Regions from separate parts of the Homo sapiens genome. Here all the other regions are linked to region 2. A link is a contact called in ENCODE Hi-C or POLR2A ChIA-PET data. All regions are on one chromosome and are shown on one strand. The core of a region is the stretch at or near the end of the contact, and the rest is flanking DNA. Distances in the headings are between cores, read along the strand shown. Region 1 overlaps DGCR2 (DiGeorge syndrome critical region gene 2). Region 2 holds the start of RTL10 (retrotransposon Gag like 10). Region 3 holds the start of CLTCL1 (clathrin heavy chain like 1).

The links. A loop is a pair of places that touch in the nucleus more often than their neighbours do. ChIA-PET counts read pairs that join two places held with the same protein, here RNA polymerase II (POLR2A). Pooled maps may share reads with other maps.
Region 1: a loop to region 2 is called in a pooled map, with 4 times the contacts of the local background. The contact joins the enhancer-like site here to the promoter of RTL10 in region 2. A Hi-C loop is called at or near these places in 2 of 50 pooled maps. POLR2A ChIA-PET finds 5 or more read pairs at or near these places in 3 of 52 experiments (activated B cell, activated naive CD4-positive, alpha-beta T cell and naive thymus-derived CD4-positive, alpha-beta T cell).
Region 3: a loop to region 2 is called in a map of CD4-positive, alpha-beta T cell, with 4 times the contacts of the local background. The contact joins the promoter of CLTCL1 here to the promoter of RTL10 in region 2. A Hi-C loop is called at or near these places in 2 of 168 maps with a recorded cell type or tissue (CD4-positive, alpha-beta T cell and ascending aorta) and 13 of 50 pooled maps. POLR2A ChIA-PET finds 5 or more read pairs at or near these places in 1 of 52 experiments (activated naive CD4-positive, alpha-beta T cell).

Annotation. Positions count from the first base shown.
Region 1 is chr22:19,107,058-19,110,299 of GRCh38, forward strand. All of the region lies in intron 1 of DGCR2 (DiGeorge syndrome critical region gene 2), which reads right to left. Among named protein-coding and RNA genes, the nearest start is that of DGCR2, 14 kb to the right of the region's middle. RefSeq lists a silencer at 2,656-2,705 and an enhancer at 2,801-3,242. Within about 2 kb of position 1,957, at least 16 of the 41 ENCODE cell types and tissues checked have a DNase peak (open chromatin) inside an H3K27ac peak, as active enhancers do.
Region 2 is chr22:19,853,517-19,857,055 of GRCh38, forward strand. It overlaps RTL10 (retrotransposon Gag like 10), which reads right to left and starts at 1,358. Exons shown (of 3, transcript NM_024627.6): 1 at 1,144-1,358; 2 at 927-1,023. It overlaps GNB1L (G protein subunit beta 1 like), which reads right to left and starts at 1,358. Exons shown (of 8, transcript NM_053004.3): 1 at 1,304-1,358; 2 at 927-1,023. LOC124905080 (a long non-coding RNA gene) reads left to right here and starts at 1,456. Exons shown (of 2, transcript XR_007068005.1): 1 at 1,456-2,196. RefSeq lists enhancers at 1-466, 1,889-2,368.
Region 3 is chr22:19,290,344-19,293,791 of GRCh38, forward strand. It overlaps CLTCL1 (clathrin heavy chain like 1), which reads right to left and starts at 1,376. Exons shown (of 33, transcript NM_007098.4): 1 at 1,257-1,376. The coding sequence starts at 1,298. LOC105372859 (a long non-coding RNA gene) reads left to right here and starts at 1,604. Exons shown (of 6, transcript XR_938002.3): 1 at 1,604-1,987. RefSeq lists an enhancer at 565-1,078 and silencers at 1,189-1,373, 1,255-1,494.

The DNA of each region.
Region 1 (3,242 bases), core at 707-3,206, 750 kb before region 2:
AAACACTCCTGCTGTGGTTTTGAAATATGCCTGCAACTTCTTTGATATGGCTCCCTAAATGGCAGTAGCTCCCCAAACACATAACCACCAAACCCATTTCCAAACAGCCCCCGGGGCAAGTGGAATCTCTGAGTGAAGGCTCCACCCTCAGTCACTCCTCCCCTGGACCCTGGAGCTCCTGACTCCCCATCACCACCACTGGAGACAGGTGGCCAGCTCTCCTGCAACAGTGGAGAGGGAGTAGGGTTGCCAAGCGCTAGGGGAGTGCCAGCCACTTTCTCCCACAGCCCAAGGGGTCACAACACTGACACTGGGGAACACCACACAAGAACAAAGGGACAAGGCCTATGCTTCAGCATTTATTTCTCATAAATAACAAGCATTTTCTACCTCCAGGAGAAGAAGTGATCACCACCTGCTACCATCTATCTGTAGATGCTGTCCAACCAAAACACTGGCTCAGCTGCTCTGCCCTGTGGCTTCTCCTTAGGCAGATGTTTGGGAAAGAAGGCCCTGTTTAAAATAAGTTATCCTAGAAAAGAAGGGAAGGTCCTAAGAAAAAGGAAGGGATCATATAAGATGAAAGAAGAGAAAGGCAGGTCCACCAAGCATACCTATTCCATGAGTGACACTTTCAAGAAAAGAACAGCAACTTGCAATCAGTCCTTATTTCATGGGGGTTCGGGCAGGAGGGGCTACATACTTGGGAATAAGACCAGGGCAGGAGGGTGGGACAGAACTGGAGCGAGAGCTATCTCGCATCTGATGTAAACATCAGCCAGCAGTTTCATCCAACACTCGCACCACATTTCGATCATAGCCACAGGATAGCGCAGCCAATTTCTCTAAGAGAAAGAACAGCTGTAGTCAAATCAGATTCCTGAATGCTCATTTTGCATGTGCCAGGCAGTATATCAAGTGCTTAGAATACATTATTATGAATCCTTAAGACAACTCATTTGCTCCTTCCATGAACACCGCCGTGTACCTCCTAGGGGCCAGGTGTTGTACAGGACACAAGTGAGAAGAGCAGGAGGAGAACCATAAGGTGTCTGCCCCCACGAAGCTCAGATTTTACTAGGGAAGGAGAAGAACTTCGTAACCTTGGGGTAGGCAAGGATTTATTAGACAAAAACAGAAAGCATGACCATAACAAGAAAAAATGATAAATCAGACTTCTTTAAAATTAAAAAAGTCTTTGATCAAAAGCTTAGTAAAGATACACAGACCACACTGAGCACAGTAGCTCTCACTTGTAATCCCAACACTTTGGAAAGCTGAGACAGGAGGATCACTTGAGCCCAGGAGTTGGAGACCAGCTTGGGCAACACAGGGATCCAGTCTCTACAAAAATTAAAATAAAAATATTAGCCACATATGATGGTGAACACCTGTGGTCCCAGCTACTCGGTGAGGGTGAGGTGGCAGGATCACTTGAGCCAGGGAGGTCAAGGCTGCAGTGAGCTGTGATCCCACCACTGTACTCCAGCCTGGGCAACAGAGAATTTATCTAAAAAAAAAAAAAAAAAAAAAAAAAAAAAAAAAAAGATGCACAGGCCAACAGAACAGAATAGAATACAGATCTCAGAAATAGACCTACACAAATGTAGTCAATGGATTCTGACAAAGGTACAAAGACAATTCAATGGAGAAGGTATAACCTTTCAACAAATGGTACTAGACAGTTGGACTCCACATATCAGAAAATGAACCTCACACTTTGGGAGGCGGAGGTGGGAGGATTGCTTGAGCCCAGGAGCTCAAGACCAGCCTGAGCAACAAAGTGAGATCTCATCTTTACAAAAAAAAAAAAAAATCAAAAAATTAGCTGGGTGTGGTGGCATGCATTTGTAGTGCCAACTACATGGGAGGCTGAGGCAGGAGGATCACTTGAACCCAGGAGGTCAAGGTTTCAGGGAGTTACGATTACACCACTGCACCTCAGCCTGGATGACAGAGCGAAACTGTCTCAAAAGGAAAAGAAAAAAAAAACCTCCTTAATCATCAGGGAAATGTAAGCCAAAACCACAATAGGCTATCACCTCACCCATTAGGATAGCCACTGTCAAAAACAAACAAACAAACAAGTGTTGGCAATGATGTGAAGAAATCAGAACTCATGTACATCGTTGGTAGGAATGTAAAATGGTACAGTCACTATGGAAGACAGCATGGAGTTTCCTTAAAAAATTAAAAATAGAATTACCATATGATCCAGCAATTCCAATTCCACTTCTGGGTACATACCCAAAATTAATTGAAGGCAAGGTCTCAAAGATATATTCATATACCTATGCTCACAGAAGTACTACTCACAATAACTAAGAGGTGGAAGCGACCCAGGTGTACACTAAATAAACAAAATGCAGTATATGCATACAGTGGAATACAACTCAGCCTTAAAAAGAAGTTCTGACACATGCTACAACATGGATGAACCTTGAGGTAAAATAAGCCAAACATAAAAAGACAAATACTGCATGATTCTACTTATATGGAGTATCTAAAGCAGTCAAACTCTTAGAAACAGGAAGTAGGACGGTGGTTGCCAGGCTGGAGAGAGAGATAAAAGGGAGGGGTAGTTACTCAATAGGTACTGAGTTTCAGTTTTGCAAGATGAAAACATTCTAGAGATCTGTTGCATAACAAGGTACATACTCTGGCACTACTGAACACTGAATGAACTGAACACTGAATTGAGTGGTTATGATGGCATATTTTACGTTATTAAAAAAAAACTGCGGTAGCAGTGGAGCCGCCTAACCCTGAAAAGCACATATAAAATACGGAGGGATTTAAAGTCCTAAGGATAATATTACAACTGAATGAAGTAACTCCTGCAAGAAAGCAAGACTAGAAATCTGACGCATCTAAAAGGAGACTGAGCCTACAGCCCAGCCATGGGCAGGCAGTTCTGCCCAGTTCCTCCCTTGTCTAACAGAGTGGGTCCAAACTTTAGTGTGATCACCACAGGGAGTTACACTCACAAAAAGCACATGTCCTATCATATGGGGTCTTTAAAGAACATTCAAAGGAAACATTTGCAGTCTGAAAGCTTCATTTCCTGCTCTTATTTCAAAACCTAAGTTGAACACAAGATTTAACACACGAAAAACTCTATCCAAAAAACGGGGTTACAGTTAAGGTTAATGGAGCTATTACATGCCAAGTGCTGATGAGGGTGCCTGATGCTCAGAAATGGGGATGGGGTGGCAGTGATAAGACAGCATCAGCTAAGAACC
Region 2 (3,539 bases), core at 108-2,607:
ACACAAACGCCACCGGCTCACTGGGAGCACAAGGCCTGCACACACCTTCATCCCACATCTCCTATCTGCTGGCCATCCCCCCTCAGGGTGAGTTCCTCCAGGTACCTCCCAGGGTGGCCTGCAGCACTAGAACCTGCCAGGGCCACTGGCCCTACCTCCACCACCCAAACACTCTGGAATCCCTCAGGTCTGACCCCCCTCTGGGGGGGGGGTCTTCACCTGAAAGCCCAGCCCATGACCCTGGCTTCCCACCTTACTGCAGGATTATACTAAGGCCTGGACGTGAGTCGAGTCCAGTCCAGTCCCTCACTGAGCTCTAAAAAAGCAGTGACCCCGATCCAGGGCCCAGCTCCCACCACCAGCCAAGGTTAGGTATCCAGGTTGCCCACAATGACCACACCCCATGCCCGGGAGCCACAGTGTGCTACCCAGATCTCTGCCTTCCCTTCTTCCCAGTCCCCTACCCTGCCCACTCACCTGCGCACCTGTGTCCCCTGCAGTCTGGGAGAAGGCTTCCCTGCACCAGCCAGCCAGGCCTGCTTTGGGCCTGAGCCTTCCTAACCCTGGGCCGCACTCTCACCATTTTGAGAACCTTAGCCCTCCCACGCCTATCAGTCTGTTGGTCCCCCTACTTTTCTCCCCACACTGCCTGGCATAGAAGACTTTCGGCCCTTCTAGACTGGACAGCACTATCCTAAAGGGGCAGGTACCACGGCGCATGTGTGTTTGCCCCCACAAGGCCAAAGGCAGCACCTGGAACGCTGGAGCCGTTCTCTGCTCTGGGGAGACCCAGGAGCCCCAAGAACAAAACCTGCCCAAAGCCTTAAAGCAAGCTGAGTGCAGACGACTGCACCGCCCGCCCCCCAGCAACCGCCATGCAGGAAATACGAGCTCACAAGGCCCACGGCAACAAGAAGCCCACCCACCTGAGGCTACGCGAATCGCCCGCGAAGAGGGTCCTGGGATCCGTAGCCACAGACCGTGGGACGGGCCTCCCTCTGAGGGCGAGAGTCCAGGCGCCACCTAGAAAGTGGAGAACGAGATCGGCCGCCGTGAGGCCAGGCAAGGAGCGGGCGCGGCTTCCCGAGACTGCGAGAACGGCCCAAATGTCTCCAGGTGCCCCCACAAACCCCCGGCGCGGACCGAGAAACTGAGGCCCGCAGACCGAAGGCACTGCGACCCAGGCTGGGGCTCCGAGTGCCCCTCTGCGGATCAGAAGTCGGGAAAAGACGCAGGGGCGCAGCTCCAGGCCCGCGTGCACGGAGTTCAAGCCGGCCGCCCGGGCTCCCGCCTCCACACTGACCCTCTTGCCGGAGTCGGGAACGCCTGCTCCTAGGAGCGCCGCGCAGCGTCCAGAGACCGATTACATCGCGCAGCCACGCCCCCAGCGTGCGCGCGGCCGCCGTGTACGACCCGGCGCATGCTCCCGGCACGCTCCACGCGCTCCTCCCATCCAGGCCGCGCCTGCGCTGTATGCCGTGTGGCCGCTACCTCGCAGGCTCTCCCGGTCCCTGCTGGCGCGGCAGTGCCGCGCGGTGGGTGATGGGAGAGCGCGCCCATTCCCACGCCGCGCCAAGTGCCACGGGATCAGGTGGGGCCGCGTGTACAGGCGCGAGACGGTCGGGCCAAAGCTGCCCCTCATGATCCCCAGCGGACGGTGCCCGGCGGTCCCTCAGATCCGGGAAATCTGCACCCGGCTGTGGCGTAGACCGAGGGGCCGATGCTGCTTCAGCCCGCCGTTACTGCCCTGGCGTCAGCCAGACACTGGGGTGCTGCTGGGCGTCGAGAGGGCTGCTGCGGGGCCGGGCTAAGCCTGGGGGGCTGCAGGTGTCGGGGTGGATGTGGGCATAGCGGGGCTGCTGGGCCTCGTGAGCGCCCTGGAACGGCGTGCCCGCGGAGTGCCTCTCATCACTCATTGCCAGTGCGGGGAACCTTGTTAGGGCCCGGTTCGACGTAGCTGCAGGCTGGGCGCCAGAGGCAGGGGGCAGGCAGTCCGAGAGGACCCTCTACCTGCATACCTGGGGGCTGCAGGCAGGGCCTCTGGGCCTCCTTGTTGTGGATATAATTGTGTGCTTCCCGACTCAGGCCGAGGCTGGACCCGGAGACGACAGCGAGGGCAGGCTACCAAGCCCTCCCCACAGGGCCGTGCCCAGCCCAAGCCTGCCGAGTCAGCACCCAGATCCTGGGACAAGATAGGTGAGGATGAAGTGGTGGTGCTCTTCTCACTTGCACAAGCCGTCCCACGCCACCTCTCCTCGGCTTCACGGTGCCTAGAGAAGAGGTGGGAGAGGGTGCAGGCGCCCCAGCTCAGGATCTGATGCCTGTGGGCCAAGGACCTGGATGCAAGCCAGGAGTCCTTGGGGCCACGGGCAGGCAGCCGGATTCACCGGAAAGTGACGCTTCTCAAGGGGAACACACACGTAACACACCAGCTCCCTTTCTGCCCTGGTCCAGTGACTCCTTTCATGAAAGCTCTCTGAAATGTTATCTGCATTTACACCCAAACTCACTCACTTTGATCCCTGAAACGCGAATCAAAGGTCACATTGTACCTTCCCTGGGTCTGTGGGGCTTTCAGCAGCCTGGGCCAAAAATAATAAAAGTGGCACCGAGCCAGGAAACGCCTCCTTGAAGTGGGAATGAAATTTGGATTTTTTTCGGTTGTATCTTTCCTAATTGACCTGATAATTTAAACTTCCTCCCTCAAGGGAAAGGTGGGGGTTCCCACAAATTCAGCTTACCTCAGCCTCAAGGCAGCTCAGTCTACAGCTCAGCGCCCATCAGCAGAGTGGGCAGTGGGCCTGTGGAAGAAATGAATCCAACTGAGCCAGAAAAGGCCTTTTTTGGTCCAAATTTTTTTTTTCTTTCAGGCCCTCTCCTGTGTATAACTGTCATGCACCGCATAACAACGTTTTGGTCAACTAGGGACCACATATGTAACTGGTCATCCAGTAAGCTATAGTTATTTTATTATTGAAGAAAGAAAATTTTTAGGCCAGGCGCTGTGGAGGCTCATGCTTGTAATCCCAGCATTTTGGGAGCCCAAGGCGGGCAGCTCATTTGAGGTCAGGAGTTTGAGACCAGCCTGGTCAACATGGTGAAACCCTGTCTCTACCAAAAATACAAAAAATTAGCCGGGCGTGGTGGTATGTGCCTGTAATCCCAGCTACTTGGGAGGCTGAGGCAGGAGAATCGCTTGAACCCAGGAGGCGGAGGTTGCAGTGAGCTGAGATTGTGCTACTGCACTCCAGCCTGGGCAATAGAGTGAGACTCCATCTCAAAAAAAAAGGAAAATGTTTAATATAAGTGTGTTGCAGCCTAAGTGTACAGTGTTTATAAAGTCTAAAGTAGTGTACAATAATGTCTTAGGCCTTCACATTCACTCACCACTCACACCCACAGCAACTTCCAGTCCTGCACCTCTGTTCATGGCAAGTGCCCTAACCAGTTCTATTTTTTATTTTTTGCACTGTACTTTTACTGTACCTTTGCTATGATTAGGTGCACTAATACCACTGTGTCACAATTGCCTACATTGT
Region 3 (3,448 bases), core at 126-2,625, 560 kb before region 2:
TCATGAGGATTAAATTAAACCAGATTTATAAAATACAGTAGTCTAGTGAGTGGCAAGAGAAACGGCTCAGTAAATGATAACTACATCATCATCATTATTATGAGCAGCAGCAGTATTTTGCTACCTCAACATGACTGGTGCTGGCTTAGCTTAGTGGCAGAATGAAGCCCGGACAGATGTCAGGGCACTCCCACCTCCATACAACTTCCACTGTGTCACTAACCAAGTGACCCTGGCAGGATCCCCTGGATATCAAGTTTCCAGTCTGCAGAATGAGGGGACTGGACTGCACTACACAGTTCCCAAGGCTTTTCCCGTCTGCATCTAGGGCTAACAGTGCTCTGCACTGTGAAAATAGGAACTTTCAAGCAAGCACGTTCCTCGATGTACTACTTTGTGGTCAAAAAGACTTGAGTCTGAATCCTGTTCTTATTGAATGAAGATGAGTTCTTTAACACTTTTGAGACTCGGTTTCCTCATCTAGAAAAGAGTAAGCGAATCGCAACGAATGGTAGTGTGATGATTTAACACAGAGCACTCAGGGAGGAGCCGCTGGCTATCCCTCCTCTGCCGCACCTCCCAGGGTAAACGTGGGGACCAGCACCGCTCCCGGGCAGACCCGCGAGCGGCCCGCACGACGCCCGACCTGAGCCTTTGCTCAAAGCAGGGGGCCAGTCCTTATGTTTCTGAACACAAACAAATGGAGAACAAACTGGGACCTTATTAAAAAGGCAGGCTTTGGGGGTGTTACTGCATTGAAAAGCCCTATTTAGGCTTGGCCCTGAGAAATTTTTCTCTTGGGTCACGCATGTTCACGGTCCTCCCAGGCGAAGCCGCCCTGGGGACGAAAACCGATCACAGAGGCAAACTCAGGGGCGAATAAGGACCGCAGGACGCCAAGGAGGGGCGTGGAGCTGTGGGATCCGCGCGGCCCTTGGGTTGCCCTGCCTGCAGCGGGAATTTGTGTGCCTCCTCGCGGGCACTGAGCGGGGCGTCCCAGGGGGCGTTGGCTTCCACCCCCACCATTCCCCAGCCGGCCCCGCCGGTAACGGGCTTCGGCGACGGCACCCAAGCGGGTCCTCAGGAGCGGCCGCCGCGCCCGGGACGCCGCAGCCCCAGCCCAGGTGGGAGGTCGGAAATCGGCGCGGCCAGCTGGGCAGCGGCTCAGCGGGGCTGGGGGCGCGGGGTCAAGCCTGGCAGTCCGGCCCGGCGGAGGCGCGGCTGACAGGGCAGCCCCCCAGCCCGCCGGGCCTCACCTGGAAGTGCTCCTGAAAGCGAACAGGGAGGATCTGCGCCATGGCTGGTGCGGGACCTCGGCGGCGGCGGCGGCAGCGGCAGGAATGAACGCCGACCCCTCGCGCGGGCTGACCGGTGGCGACGGCGCAGGCGCAGTGCCCCGAGCTCCCGGTCCTGGCCCCCGCCCTCCTCCCTGACCGCGCCCCGGCCCGCACCCCCTTTCCCCGCCCCTTCCCCCGCCCCTGCCCCGCCCCTGCCCCGCCTCTGCCCCGCCCCTGCCCCCGCCCCTGCCCCCGCCCCTGCCCCCGCCTCTGCCCCGTCCCGCCTGCGCGGATCCCTCCGCCCGCTCCGAGGGTCCGCGGAAAGTAGTCCCGCGCGCCCTCTGCCCTGACGCGGTGTGTGCCAGCTACCCGAGTGAAAGGTTTTCGGGGGATTAATCCTGATGGGGTCTGCGGCGGCCCTTGCCCAGCGCCTTCCACATGTGGAGCGGGCCAGTGGTGCTAGTTCTGCCGCCAACTCTGGACGGTTGAGTTCAGGGCCACTTTTTACTCAGGCACGGATGTGACAGAAAGATGGAAAAGGGTCTTGGAAGAACCACATGTGCCGTATAACGAACGACCTTTTGGTCTGAGGAGGACCGTGTATATGACGGTGGTCCCATAACATGATAACGGAGCTGGAAACTTCCTGTCCTCTGGTGAGGGCTTAGCTAAGGACATTTCCTCTCCTGTATTTGGAGATACACGTACAGGTATGTCATTACCGTGCCAGGGGAATAACGCACCTCACACGCGGTGCGGGTTTGCGGCCTAGCAGCAGCGGACCGCATCAGCTGCCTAGTTGTGTAGTGGCTGTGCCATCTGAGTTTGTGTAAGTTACCTTGTGATGATCCCACAACCGAGACGCATGTCTCAGAATGCATGGATGCATGGGACGCGTGACTGTACGTGTTACAGACGTGTTTCGGCGTGAGGCTCGGCCCCTGCTCCTTTAGGAAACACCTTTCCTGGCTCATGCGGTTTCTAGAGAACACTGTGTCGGAATATCAATGTAGAGAGTCAGCGAAGGTCATCTAGCAGCAGATGACCAGCCCCAGGCCAGTGAGGATCACCCAGAGTGCCCGTGGCTGCACGACAGTAGTAGCAGGTGGAAGCTGGAGCCCACACCTGGTTTGCCCAGCAGCCAGTTGTTTTTCCGAGGCACCGTTGGCTGATGTTTTGCATACAGATGATTCAGCTGCATAAAAGATGTCTGTCAGGAAAGGGAAGCCCTTGGCATTCAGCACAGGCACTCCCTACGGGGTAATCGATAGCCGTCTCTGCTGCTTCCCATGTTGCTCACTGGTAATTTTAAGAAATGAACGGCCCACCTTGAATAAGACAAGGATGGTGCAATTATTTGCGCAATGGCTTGACCATCTAGTAGCCAAAAATATGTTAAGGAATAGAACAGACTGTTCACTTTCAAATTAAATCTCTTTTCCAGTATTAGCCAAGACCTCTGCAGCCCGCCCTTTCTAAAATCCATGTGGCCTCATCCGCTAAATATAGAGCTGGGTTTTGCTGTGGTTAGTACTACATTTCCCAAATCTCTTTATTTTGGCAATGATGCCTGTGACTCCAAGTACCCTTTACCCCAAACATTATATAAATTTTTTAGTAATTAATACCATCACTCCCTAAATCACCTTCCCCAGGGCTTTTTGGGGATTAAAACTAAAATTTTATACCCTAAAAGAAAGAATTTAAGAAAATCATAGTTAAGCAAAGTGACAGGATTGTTAATACGTCGGGACCTCAAGTGGGGATTAAGTTTCAACATTAATTTTAGAGGAGACACAAATCTTTCTGTCTCTTCAAACCATAGAAGAGACAGAAAGCACAACAGTTATTTGAATAGACAGAAGTGAATATAAGTGATAGTTGTAGTTAACAGGAAATAAAGTTGTTAATATACTTGTAAAAAAATTAAATGTTCTGACTTGAAAGGGACTTTAATATTCTCACCACTTGTAGGTAACTTGCTAAGTAACCCTAAAAAAACCTTTCAATTCTTTTTTTTTTTTTTTTTTTTTTGAGACAAGAGTCTCGCTCTGTCGCCCAGGCTGGTGTGCAGTGGCACGATCTCTGCTCACTGCAACCTCTGCCTCTCAGGTTCCAGCCATTCTCCTGCCTCAGCCTCCCAAGTAGCTGGGACTACAGGCGCACGCCAC